Regions from separate parts of the Homo sapiens genome. Here region 2 is linked to region 1. Evidence: chromatin contacts called from ENCODE Hi-C or POLR2A ChIA-PET data. All regions are on one chromosome and are shown on one strand. Each heading gives the region's core, a stretch centred on a gene start or an enhancer-like site at or near the end of the contact. The rest is flanking DNA. Distances are from core to core; before and after follow the strand shown.

Region 1 (5,455 bases), core at 2,263-4,762:
TTGCACTTCTGGTCTGCAAAAGAGGGGTGACACAATCAAGACCCATTTTTTTTTTTTTTTTTTAGACGGAGTCTCGCTCTGTCACCCAGGCTGGAGTGCAGTGGCGCGATCCCGGCTCACTGCAAGCTCCGCCCCTCCAGGTTTAAGCAATTCTCCGTCTCAGCCTCTGGAGTAGCTGGGATTACAGGCGCATGCCGCCACGCCCGGCTAATTTTTTTGTATTTTTAGTACAGACGGGGTTTCACCATCTTGGCCAGGCTGGTCTTGAACTCCTGACCTTGTGATCCACCCACCTCAGCCTCCCAAAGTGCTGGGATTACAGGCGTGAGCCACCGCACCCAGCCAAAGACCCAGCTTTTTGAAACAATTTTACATATGAAAACATGCTGCACATACAACTGGCATACAGTAAGTGCTCCAGAAGTGACTGTCATTGAATTGGAATTCCTGCCTCTCCTCAATCCCACTAACTCCAGGTCCTAGCAAGCCTAGGAGATTAATAAAAGAACAAAGCTCAAAACTGAACCTACTCTACTCCCCTGGCCACAATCTGGTGGGAGTGACGCTGTTTTTATTGGAATCAGGGTAAAAGATTGTCATTAGCCCTGGCAGGAATGCAAGGTTGTTAGGATGTGCCTCTAGCAGGAAAGTTATACCTGGGGAAGACATCGAGTAGCTTTGGAATGAACAGAGTCAGATGAAGCAGAAAAACAAATCCAGCACAGACCTACCGGCCACCCAATCCTAAAGAAGGAACATGATGTCTTCACCCTGCAATGGAGCAAATGCTCTGCATTCCCCAACCACCTTTCGTTCTGTCCCCTCACCCCCTAAACTGTGGCCCCAGGGCTGCTGGAGAGGTTTAAAACACAAATCAGAATGTGTCAGACCTTGCTTAAAATCCTTAATGGGATGACATCTGAATTCCTCACCAGGCTCACTTCAAACTTGCTCATAAAGCTGTGGCCACAGAGGCCTTCTGTCAGTGCCTCTAATATGCCAGGCTTTTCCCACACACGGCCTCCACCCATGCTCCCTCTGCCTGAGATGTTTCTCCAGTCCTCCCTCAGATTCACTTCTCAGTCTTTGGGTCTCAACTCACAACTAGAAGCCGCCCTCTCAGAGACATTCCCTGATGACCAAATCAGAATCAGCTCCTTCCACCATCCCCCACCTCCCCGGCAAGCAACATACCCCAGAGAAAGCTCATTTCCCTCCTAGCACTTAGAACCTCATGTTGCAGCCTGTCTGTCTGTCTTTTCAAAAGACTGTGAGCTTCACAAGGGCAGGGAGGGCTGTCTGTCCCTCACCACTGAGTCTCCAGAGTCAGGGCAGGCCCCACTACAGAATCGATCAATGAATGAGTGAATGAGTGAATGAATGAATGAATGAATGAATGAATTTTTCATAACTGCTGCTCCAAACCATTCCTCAGCTTAGGTTCCAAGCACAACCAGAATATGACCTCCAGAGCCCTTCTAGACGCTCTGAATCTCGCTGTACTTAAGCATCAGAGGCCCCTCCCAGCTCAAGACTGGGAGCTCCTCCTTCTCCCCACCACAGGCTGGGGTCTCCTCGCATTCTCTTTCAGGGAAGCTGAGAAAGACTATGAAATGTAATCCTGTCTGTCTCCTGAGTTTCTCTAATAAAGAAAACAGGATAGCAACCCCCCTCCCCGCGGCTCCTCCAATCCTCCTTTTCTGCCATAGATTTAAGATTTATTTATTCCCATCCTTCTGACTGTTTCAGCAAGGGCCATGGGTGAGCACCAGCTGGAAAATTACTGCTTCAACTTTCATTGTTTAAAATGCTTAAATGACATGCGAGAAACAGGTTTTTAGGTCTGTGATGCTGAGAAGGGTTGGTAGCAAAGTAAAGCCAGGTTGCAAAGACCTAGAAAATAAGTGCTACAATTTACCAGCTCTTCCATATACCCGGTGCAGGACCCTTGGCCTCAGTTTCTACAGCTGACAGAGAGGGCGATACTGAACTTCAACAGCCTTAAAAGGAAGTCCTGGACAACTGTACCCATTTTTCTGGCGAAGAGTTCTCTTGGTCTTAGAGAAAGGTCTCGCCCCTGAAAGGAAGGCTGAGGTTCCCTAGGGGAGAGTCTGCTCTGCCCTCAGGAGCTGGGTAAGTACACGGAGGGGTGAGCCGAATGGTGAGAAGGCATTTTAGGCTAGGACTCGGTGACCTTGGGCTGCCTGCCTCTAGAGTCCCAGCCCCAGCCCTAGGCCAGACCTCAGCCCTGGGCTGGGAGCCTTTCATTGGTTCCTCTGACAACAGCCAAGCACAATCCTATAGTGGCGTAGGAAGAAAAAGACTGCCACACAATCTCCCCGTGCGGCCAGAACAGCGGCAAGACAGACCTTACAAGGGACTCAGGGCCAAGCCCTGGCCCAGACTCTGCTCTTATCCACGCATCAAAGCCACCCCCCGCCCCGGACTTCCCGGAGGCTACAGGCTCCTCCGTTCCAGGGAGGAGCAGGGCCTGCTGCGAGGGCTCCCCGCCTTCCTGGAGTCAGGCCTAATGGCGGGGGCTTTTCTTTTCACCGGCTTGAGCTGATCCTCACCCCCGCCCCCCAACGCCACCATCATTAACAGCGAAGAAAGGATCCCCAGCCATTTCCATTTCCTCTGCGGCTCAAGAGCCCCGTTGTTATTTAATCCTGAGGCCACCCCGGCAGCATCCTCGGCGCAGCCGGCTCCACCCATCCACCTGGCCAGTTCTCGGCCGCTCCCACTTCCCCGGAGGGGAGGCCGGTGAGAGGTGGGGGATATTGGGGAAAGGCGCCTACAACAGCGAAGGGCCGTGGGCCTTCGGTGGACCGAGGCTCCTCAGGCCAGCGTCCTGTGAGGGCTGGGAAACCGACTGGGACAGAGAAAGGACACCTAGCTAGGGCGACAGAGAGCGGGCAGACGCCCGGGCACTGCGGACATTGCACTGGGGCGGGGGGCGGGGGGAACGCTGGGAGGCGAGGGCCAGGCTTCCTCTGGCTGAGTTGCCAGAATCGCCCCGGGGGGTACTGGAGCCGGAAGAGGCCTGGGCCCAGTCACTGTCTACACCCAAGAAATGGGGGGAGGGGCGGCCAGCACTCACGAGAGATTCAGCCTCAGGAAAAAGAACCAGATTCACTCACCAATCCTCACCCCACCCTTTGATATGAATGATGGACATTTTCCTAATTTTTGGTAAACGCAGCTTCAAGACCCCTCCCGCCTGGCGTCTCTGGTCTAGAGCAAGAGAAGGCCCCCAGTAGGGGTCCTCCCGCCCCCCCTTTTGACTGCCTGCGGGGGGCAGAGATCCCCAGATCTAGGTGTGCCCTCCACCACCCTGCTCTCAACCCGGGATCCGGAGGCCGCAGCGTCCCCCACCCCCCAGCGACACTGACGGTTCCTGCCCAGGCCCGCAGTGGCGTGAAGGTGGCCTTTACCTCCTCTCGCAGGCTGGGAGGGGGTGCAGCCCGCGCAGCTGGCCCAGCTGCAGCAGTCGCCGCCGCCCTCCATTCATTAAAAAAAAAAAAAAAAAGGCAACAACAGCCTCCACTGGAACCTCCACCCCTCTTTGTAAAAGAACGACGGCTCCTGGTGGAGCTTGAGCCAGTCCCAGCAATCACGGGTTAAGATCTTTTCCCGCCCCCCATTCATAAAAAAAGGAGCGGAGCGCATGCGCGCTCAGGGTCTGTTGTGCCCACCCATTCATAGAATCGCGAACGGCACGCGTGCGCACTGGCGCTCCCTTCCCTCCCATTCATAAAAAAGCCATTTTCCCAGGCAGTGGTTGCAACATCGCCGCGGAGGTAGCGAGCTGAGCTGACAGCGCGGAGCTGGCGCTGTGGAGCGCAGGGAGCCTTGCCGGTTCCTCCGACCGGCGTCTGCGAGTACAGCGGCGGCTAACCTGCCCCGGCTTCAGGATTTACACAGACGTGGGGCGATGCTTGTGACCCTGCAGCTCCTCAAAGTAAGTCCATGGCTGGTTTGGAGATCTGAAACTGCCCCTCTCTGAGCCGCGACGCGACTCCCCCCTTGGGCTGGGGCAAATGGTGCGCTATTTCTAGGCGCGCCTCAGTGTTCCTTCCCTCAGCCTGCGCCTCCTTGAGTCGCTGCGGTGCGCCGCAGCTCCCTGACGCCCTCGGCCCGGCCGGCACGGCGCCGGGGGTGTTCACAGCCTGGCACCGCCGTTTCCGACCCCTGGGCATTGCCAAGCCCGGCTTCCCCGCCCTCTGAGACTCGGGAAGCCCCGTGCGTGTCCCGGGAGTTTGCCTCTGGCCTGGCCTCTTTCCTTCTCCTGCCACCATCCGCCTCGAACGCTGGAACGGGCGTCTCTGGGCTTGGTCAGGAGCCACCGTTTGGGTCGGGGGGCGCCCTCGCTCTGGGCGGCTCGCCCACCTCCCAGCTCGGTGCCCACGGTGCCAGCTTTGCCGTGTATCTCCCAGCCCGCCGTAGCGGCCTATGCTCGACGTAGATTTTTTCTTTCTCTTCGGAGCCGTGACGGACTGAATTCCCTCCCCTTCTGCCTCTCCCTCGATGGTCAGCGAGGGGCTGGCTCAGGACTGGGCATTCCTACTCCCTCTCCTTGGCGAGGCGGTTCCTCGCCGTCTGACCTTTGCTCCGCTGCCGCATTTTATGCTATGCAACTGCCTTGCAGTTGACTTTTTCTTGCCTGGCCTCTGTAAGGCCTGAGGCTCCTCGGCCACCCTGTACCTCCCTATCCTCGGGCACCGAGCTGTGCCAGGCCCCGGAGCCCCCAGGCCGCGCTAGGGCTGCGGTGGGGGTTGAAGGTGCGTTTACATAACACCAGGCGTGTGGGAGCTGGAGGAAGAGGTTGCGAATGTAGGAGAGATAAGGCTCCTGCTTTCCCTCCTTCCTTCTTGGTGGTACCAGGCTTGACATCACAGAGAAGAGGATAGAGACGGTATGTTCTGACAAATTCTGAATCGCCAAGACCCCGGGGACAGTGAGCTGGGTGAGGGCGGGTTTGGCTAGCCAGGGCAGCTAGAGCTTGGCTCCATCACTGGGTCCAGGGCTGTGCCCAGTTCCCCCTCCATGCAGACGATCAAAAAGCATTTAGACAGTAGCTGCTCTTGTGCAAGAAGACGGTTTCTCAATTCTCCTTGATTGGGGGCAGGGGGTTGTGGGCAGGAGAGGCAGGGGAGACAGAAAATGGTTGCGTGGCTTATAGGGCTGAAGGATGGGCAAGAGAGGCGAAATGGGCTGGAGGGGCTAGATGGTAGGCAGAGTAGGGAGCTGCTGGCTGCCTCTTTCACCAGCTGCTGGAGGGGCATCCATATTGCCAAGGCCTCTGTGAGGGCAGGAGGCCGCCTTCTGGCGCAGCAAGGCTTCCGTACCCCCCAGCGCGGTTAGTGCTGGAAAGAAGAGTGTACAGTGGGGTGCCCAAACCTAGTGGCATCCCCTTCTTTCCTGCCTCCAAATCAGTGGCGTGATTCTCTCCAGT
Region 2 (5,847 bases), core at 183-2,682, 390 kb before region 1:
TGGCAAGTGAAAATGATTCCTTCAAGAAGACAGGCTACAGGCCACAGCAGGAGAGAGACAGGAAGGATGGGAACTGAAGGGAGGCAGGGCTTAAGGGAGGGTTGTGCTTTCTCTGTGTTAATTTGTTTTGTTAACTTCTTGAGCATATTGCAATGCTGATGGGGGAAAAACTAAGAGCTGAAGGCACAGGAAAGCATAGAGGGGCGGATAGAAGCTGAATCAGCAAGGACCCCCAAAGAATCCGCTCATGAAGATATTTGAAGCTCATGTCAGGAGAAATGTTCGCCGGGTCTGACACCAAAGCCTGCTCGTGTCTGCATCACTCTCTGGCTTCCCACTGTCACTGCCTAACAATCTACGGCTATCAAAGATTCCGAGAGCCAAGTGGCTTGGAAGTTGTTTGAGTCAGAAACATTTTCCCTCCACTGGGCACAACTTCTTATCCTTTTCAGTGAGGAAATACAAAATGCATGATATCAGAACATATATCCTAGGGCAGCCCCCTATGTAGGTGATATGGTTTGGTGCAAGGGACATTAAATCTGTTTCTTCCTAAAATAGTTCCCATCAGCTTTCTTCGGACCTTGAACTATTCCATTGGGATTACCTTCCTAAAGAGTCCTGTTAAAATACCAACAGGTCAAAACAATCTCGAAAAGGACACCCATGCTCATTGCAACATTATTCACAATGGCCAAAAAGGTGAAAGCAATCCTGGTGGCCATTGACAGATGAATGGACAAATAAAATGTGGTATATACATACAGTGGAATATTATTCACCCCTAAAAGGAAGGCAATTCTGACACACACTACAACATGGGTAAACCTTGAGGACACTATGCTAAGTGAACCAAGCCAGCCACAGAAGGACAAATACAATATGATCCCATTTATAAGAGGTACATAGAGTAGTCAAATTCAGAGGCAGAAAGCAGAATGGTGGCTTCCAGGTCTGGGGGAAGAGGAATGGGGAGTTTTTGTCTAATGAGTGTGGAGTTTAAGCCTGGGAGGATGAAAAGAGCCCCGGAAATGGATGGTGGGGATGGTTGCACAAGAATGTGAATGCACTTAACACCACTAAACTAACTGTACATTTAAAATGGAAAATTTTATGTTATGTGTATTTTTCTGCAATTAAACAAAACACCGGGTGATTTAAAGGGGCTGCCTGATCAATAGCCAAACTATTATTAGTTTGACTCAGCTTTGATTTCCTGTTAAGGCCACTTTGCCCAGAGCAGGACTTTAAGGAGCCAGAGCAGCGAGGAGCCGGAGATGGAGAGGTGACAGGCGTGAGGACAGTAATTCACTGGGCGCTGGAATGCGTTTTGACAAAGGCCAGGTGTCGGTTCCCGTCCTGACCTGCAGGGGGCACTCTGGTGGGTCCTGGGAAACAGGAGGAGAACGGGAAGCCTAGAAAGCCCTGGGAGCTCCTTGAGCGACAGGGAAGCCTCTGTCTACCACTTTTACTGAGGCCGCCGGCAGTCAGGATACTACACAGTGGTTATTCTTAGGCCCCTAGAGTCAGCAAAGCCTCTTGTTTGGAAAACCTCCTGGGTCTCCCCTCGCAGGCTGTGTAAGGGGCGCCCCGCTCGCCCCGCGTCTCCGTGTCCGGGGTGGGTGTGAGGACGGCAGGGCCGCGCCCCCTGCTGGCCGCTCGCTCAGCTGCGCTGTCGCCTCCTCTGCCATCAGCCCGTGGGAAAGAAAGCCATTTTGGTCACAGGAAGCAACGTTTTCAACTTCTCTCATTAATGAGAAAGACAGAATTGTGATACTCTAATGGGAATACTCGAGGAAGGAATAAATTAAATTTCCATGCAGCTCCGGCTCGAGTCCCAAGCTGAACAGATGCTGTTTTTATCAAATACTTTCTATTCTGTGACGTGCTCTGCCAACTTTCTATTATTAGACAAATCAGGAAAAGTCTGATTTCTCTCCCTTCTGGCTTCTCCTTCCCGCTTTTGTGGGAGGGTGGTGGTTTGGGTGGAGACTCTGTCCTGTCCATAGAAGGTAAATGACAAGGAAATGGCAGCCACCTGAAAACTTGCCTTGATGCCAGCATGTCCCAGAAATGTCCTTTAAAATGACATCTCATCCAGGCGTCACCCCATCCCAGATGGCATAGCTGATGGGACAGGAAAAAATACATATTTTAGAGTATTTACAGCATCATTTTCCCCTGCCCCCACTTCCTTCCTGTGAAGGAGGAATTAGTCTTCACTAGCCAAGTTCTGGAGTATTTCTTTTTCTTTTTTCTTTTTTTTTCTTTTAATTGAGATAGTGTCTTGTTGTGTTGCCTAGGCTGGAGTGCAGTGGCACCAACATCACTAACTACAGCCTTGAACTCTTGGGCTCAAGCGATCCTCCTGCCTCAGCCTTCCAAAGTTCTGGGATTACAGGCGTGAGCCATTGCACCTGGCCCTGGAGTATTTCTTGTGCATAATAAGGGAAAATTTGGGAAAGGATTCTGAATTGTGCAGTACCATGGGTAGGATGGGTTGATGGGTCTACCTAAGAGAAGGCAGGGAGTTACATACTAACGAAAGCAGAATGGATCAGAAGGCGAGAGAAAGAATAAGAGAAACAAGCCAGGGATGAGCTGGGTTTGGGAGAATTCAAGAGATAAATTAAGGAGGACTGAAGTAGCTGCTGGGCTGTTGATATGGTTTGGCTGTGTCCCCACCCAAATCTCATCTTGAATTGTAGTTCCTATAATCCCCACGTGTTGTGGGAGGGACCCAGTGGTAGGCAATTGAATCATGGGGGCGGTTACTCTTTTCTATGAGGGAGATGCACAAAGGGAAAAGAAAAGACACACATGCAATACCTTCAAGGGTAAACAACCTTTATCCCATGTAAATGGCAATGCAGATATAATAAGCAAATGATACAAGCAAATTGCAATGGGAAGGGGAAAAGGGAGAAGATATATATATATAGCCTGGACTACTGGGAGGCTAGAAGTTAATGGCAAGGGCATGCCAACTTTCACCCCACTTCTCCCATCAATATAGACTATATATATATACACACACACTCACCAGACGATGGAGGATTCATCACCAGACCAGAAGCAACAGCCTGGGCTCCAGAGTCGGCCACTACACTTACCAGACTATAGAGGATTCATCACCAGACAGGGAAGCAACAGCCTGGGCTCCAGAGTTGACCGCTCATCCATGCACAGATGAGGAGAGGTCTCATGAAGCTTTGGCGTGGTATGGGACCCTAGTTCTTTTTGTAACGACTTATTTGGCATGAGGCCCAGTCACGAGGGCCCTTCATGACTGGACTCAAGGAACACAAAAAGGTCAACTTGTTTTTATGATTGTTTGTTGTTTTTCAATAACTAACATACAGGAACAGATTTCTCCAAAACCGTCTGGATGAACGCCTCAAGGGGCTCATGCAACCTGTTCTGGGACTTGGTGACCATTGTTTGTGTCCACATTCAATTGAGTTCAAATTTAAGATTTAACTTTTCCTCCACATATCCCCATGCTCTTCTTGAGTTCTCATGAGACCTGATGGGTTTATGAAAGGCTTTTCCCCTTTGCTTGGCACTTCTCCTTCCTGCCGCTATGTGAAGAAGGATGTGGTTGCTTCCCCTTCCGCCTGAGGCCTTCCCACCCCTGTGGAACTGTGAGTCAATTAAAACCTCTTTCTTTTATAAATTACCCAGTCTCAGGCAGTCCTTCATAGCAGTGTGAGAACGGACTAACACAGATGTCATGAGGAGGACTTGAGAAAGAGACAAGAGAAGAGGATTCTTCAGAAATGTTGGTGTTATGAATGGAACCCAAACCCCACCCTTTGGCATCTTTAAGAGATTTCAGTAAAGACATAAATTGATTTAAAAACTGTGTTTTGGTCAAGCATAGCGGCTCACTTCTATAATCCTAGTACTTTCAGAGGCCAAGGTGGAAAGATTGCTTGAGGCCAGGAGTTTAAGACCAGCCTGGGCAACATAGCAAGACTCTGTCTCTCAAAAACAAATTAAAATTAGCCTTATGTGGTGGCATACACCTGTAGTCCCAGCTACTCAGGAGGCTGAGGTGAGAGGATCACTTGAGCACAGCAGTTCGTGGCCTCAGTGAACTATGATTGTGCCACTGCACTCCATCCTGAGTAATGCAGCAAGACACCCAACTCATAAATAAATAAATAAGATAAAAACTCTGTTTTGTATGATGGTCTGGTGTTTATTCAAGGCAGCCTGGACTACTGGGAGGCTAGAAGTTAATGGCAAGGGAATGCCAAGTTTCACCCCACTTCTCTCATCAATATAGACTATAGTCCAGATATTTTAAATTAGTATCCTATAGGGTAGCTGGGTGTGGACCCCAGATGCATTTTATTTGGCTAGTTGAGATTTAAGTTTTTTTTGAACCAACAATTGAAAATTGGGATTTCACATTTTAAAAGCCTGCATTTCCTTTCCTACTTCTTTTGAAAAAAATGGAAAAATTTGGCAATATGAGGCCCTTATTACCACAAGGCAAAAATAGGCTCATGCTTTCTAGTTAACCTCAGTGCCCACCCCTCACATAAGGCATATGTATGCATGTATACCTGGCCCACTGCCTGCATTTGCAGGTGGACCTTGGAGATATTGTGGGTTTGGTTCCAGACTGCCGCAGTAAGGCAAGTATTGCAACAAAGTGAATCATACAAATTTTTGGTTCCCAGTGCCTATAAAAGTTATGTTGACAGTATGCTGTAGTCTAGTAAGTGTGCAAGAGCATTATGTCTAAAAATGTACATACCTCAATTAAAAATACTTTGCTGCTAAAAAAATAGTAATGATCGTCTGAGCCTTCAGTGAGTTATAATCTTTTTCCTGGTGGAAGGTCTTGCCTCGATATTGATGGTTACTGACTGATCAGACTGGTGGTTGCTGAAGTTTGAGGTAGCTGTGGCAAGTTATTAAAATATGACAGTAATGAAGCTTGCCATGTCAATGGACTCTTCCTTTCACAAAATATTTCTCTGTACCATATTTGGTAGCATTTAATAACAGTAGAACTTCTTTCAAAAGTGGAGTCAGTCCTCTCAAATGCTGCTGCTTCTGTATTAACTAAGTTTACGGAATATTCTAAATCCTTTATTGTCATTTCAACAATGTTCACAGCATCTCTACTAGGAGTAGAGTCCATCTCAAGAAATCACTTTCTTTGCTCATCCATAAGAAGCAGCTCCTCTTTCGTTCAAGTTTTATCATGAAATTTGTATTAGGGTTCTCTAGAGAGGCAGAACTTATAGGATAGATGTATAAATGAACGGGAGTTTATTAAGGAGTACTGACTCACATGATCACAAGGCGAAGTGCCACAATAGGCCATCTGCAACCTGAGGAGCAAGGAAACCAGTCCAAGTCCCAAAACCTCAAAACTAGGGAAGCTCACACAGACACACCCAGGAACAATACTTTGCATCCTTCAATCCAATCAAGTGAACACTCAGTATTAACCGTTACAAGATTGAAGCAATTCAGGCACATTTTCAGGCTCCACTTCTAATTCTAGTTTTCTGTTTCCAGCACCTCCGCAGTGACTTCCTCTAGTGAAGTCTTGAACTCCTCTAAGTCATCCGTGAGGGTTAGAATCAACTTCTTCCAAACTCCTGCTAATGTTGATATTCTGACCTCCTCCCATGAATCGTGAATGTACTTAAGGGCATCTAAAATGGTAAATTCTTTGCAGAGGGTTTTCAATTGATTTTGCCCAGATCCATCAGAGAAATCACTATCTATGACAACTATAGCCTTAAAAAATGCATTTCTTAAGTAATAGGACTTGAAAGTTGAAATGACTTCTTGATCCATGGACTGCAGAATGGATGTTGT

What was found. A loop is a pair of places that touch in the nucleus more often than their neighbours do. ChIA-PET counts read pairs that join two places held with the same protein, here RNA polymerase II (POLR2A). Pooled maps may share reads with other maps.
Region 2: a loop to region 1 is called in a pooled map, with 2.7 times the contacts of the local background. The contact joins the enhancer-like site here to the promoter of SPRY4-AS1 in region 1. A Hi-C loop is called at or near these places in 1 of 168 maps with a recorded cell type or tissue (cardiac septum) and 3 of 50 pooled maps. POLR2A ChIA-PET finds 5 or more read pairs at or near these places in 3 of 52 experiments (BJ, H1 and IMR-90).

Annotation. Positions count from the first base shown.
Region 1 is chr5:142,323,350-142,328,804 of GRCh38, reverse strand. It overlaps SPRY4-AS1 (SPRY4 antisense RNA 1), which reads right to left and starts at 3,512. Exons shown (of 4, transcript NR_120664.1): 1 at 3,435-3,512. It overlaps SPRY4 (sprouty RTK signaling antagonist 4), which reads left to right and starts at 3,784. Exons shown (of 2, transcript NM_001127496.3): 1 at 3,784-3,961. RefSeq lists enhancers at 4,318-4,377, 3,859-4,821, 4,822-5,455.
Region 2 is chr5:142,709,081-142,714,927 of GRCh38, reverse strand. No RefSeq gene overlaps it. Among named protein-coding and RNA genes, the nearest start is that of FGF1, 26 kb to the right of the region's middle. RefSeq lists a silencer at 1,527-1,726. Within about 2 kb of position 1,432, at least 36 of the 41 ENCODE cell types and tissues checked have a DNase peak (open chromatin) inside an H3K27ac peak, as active enhancers do.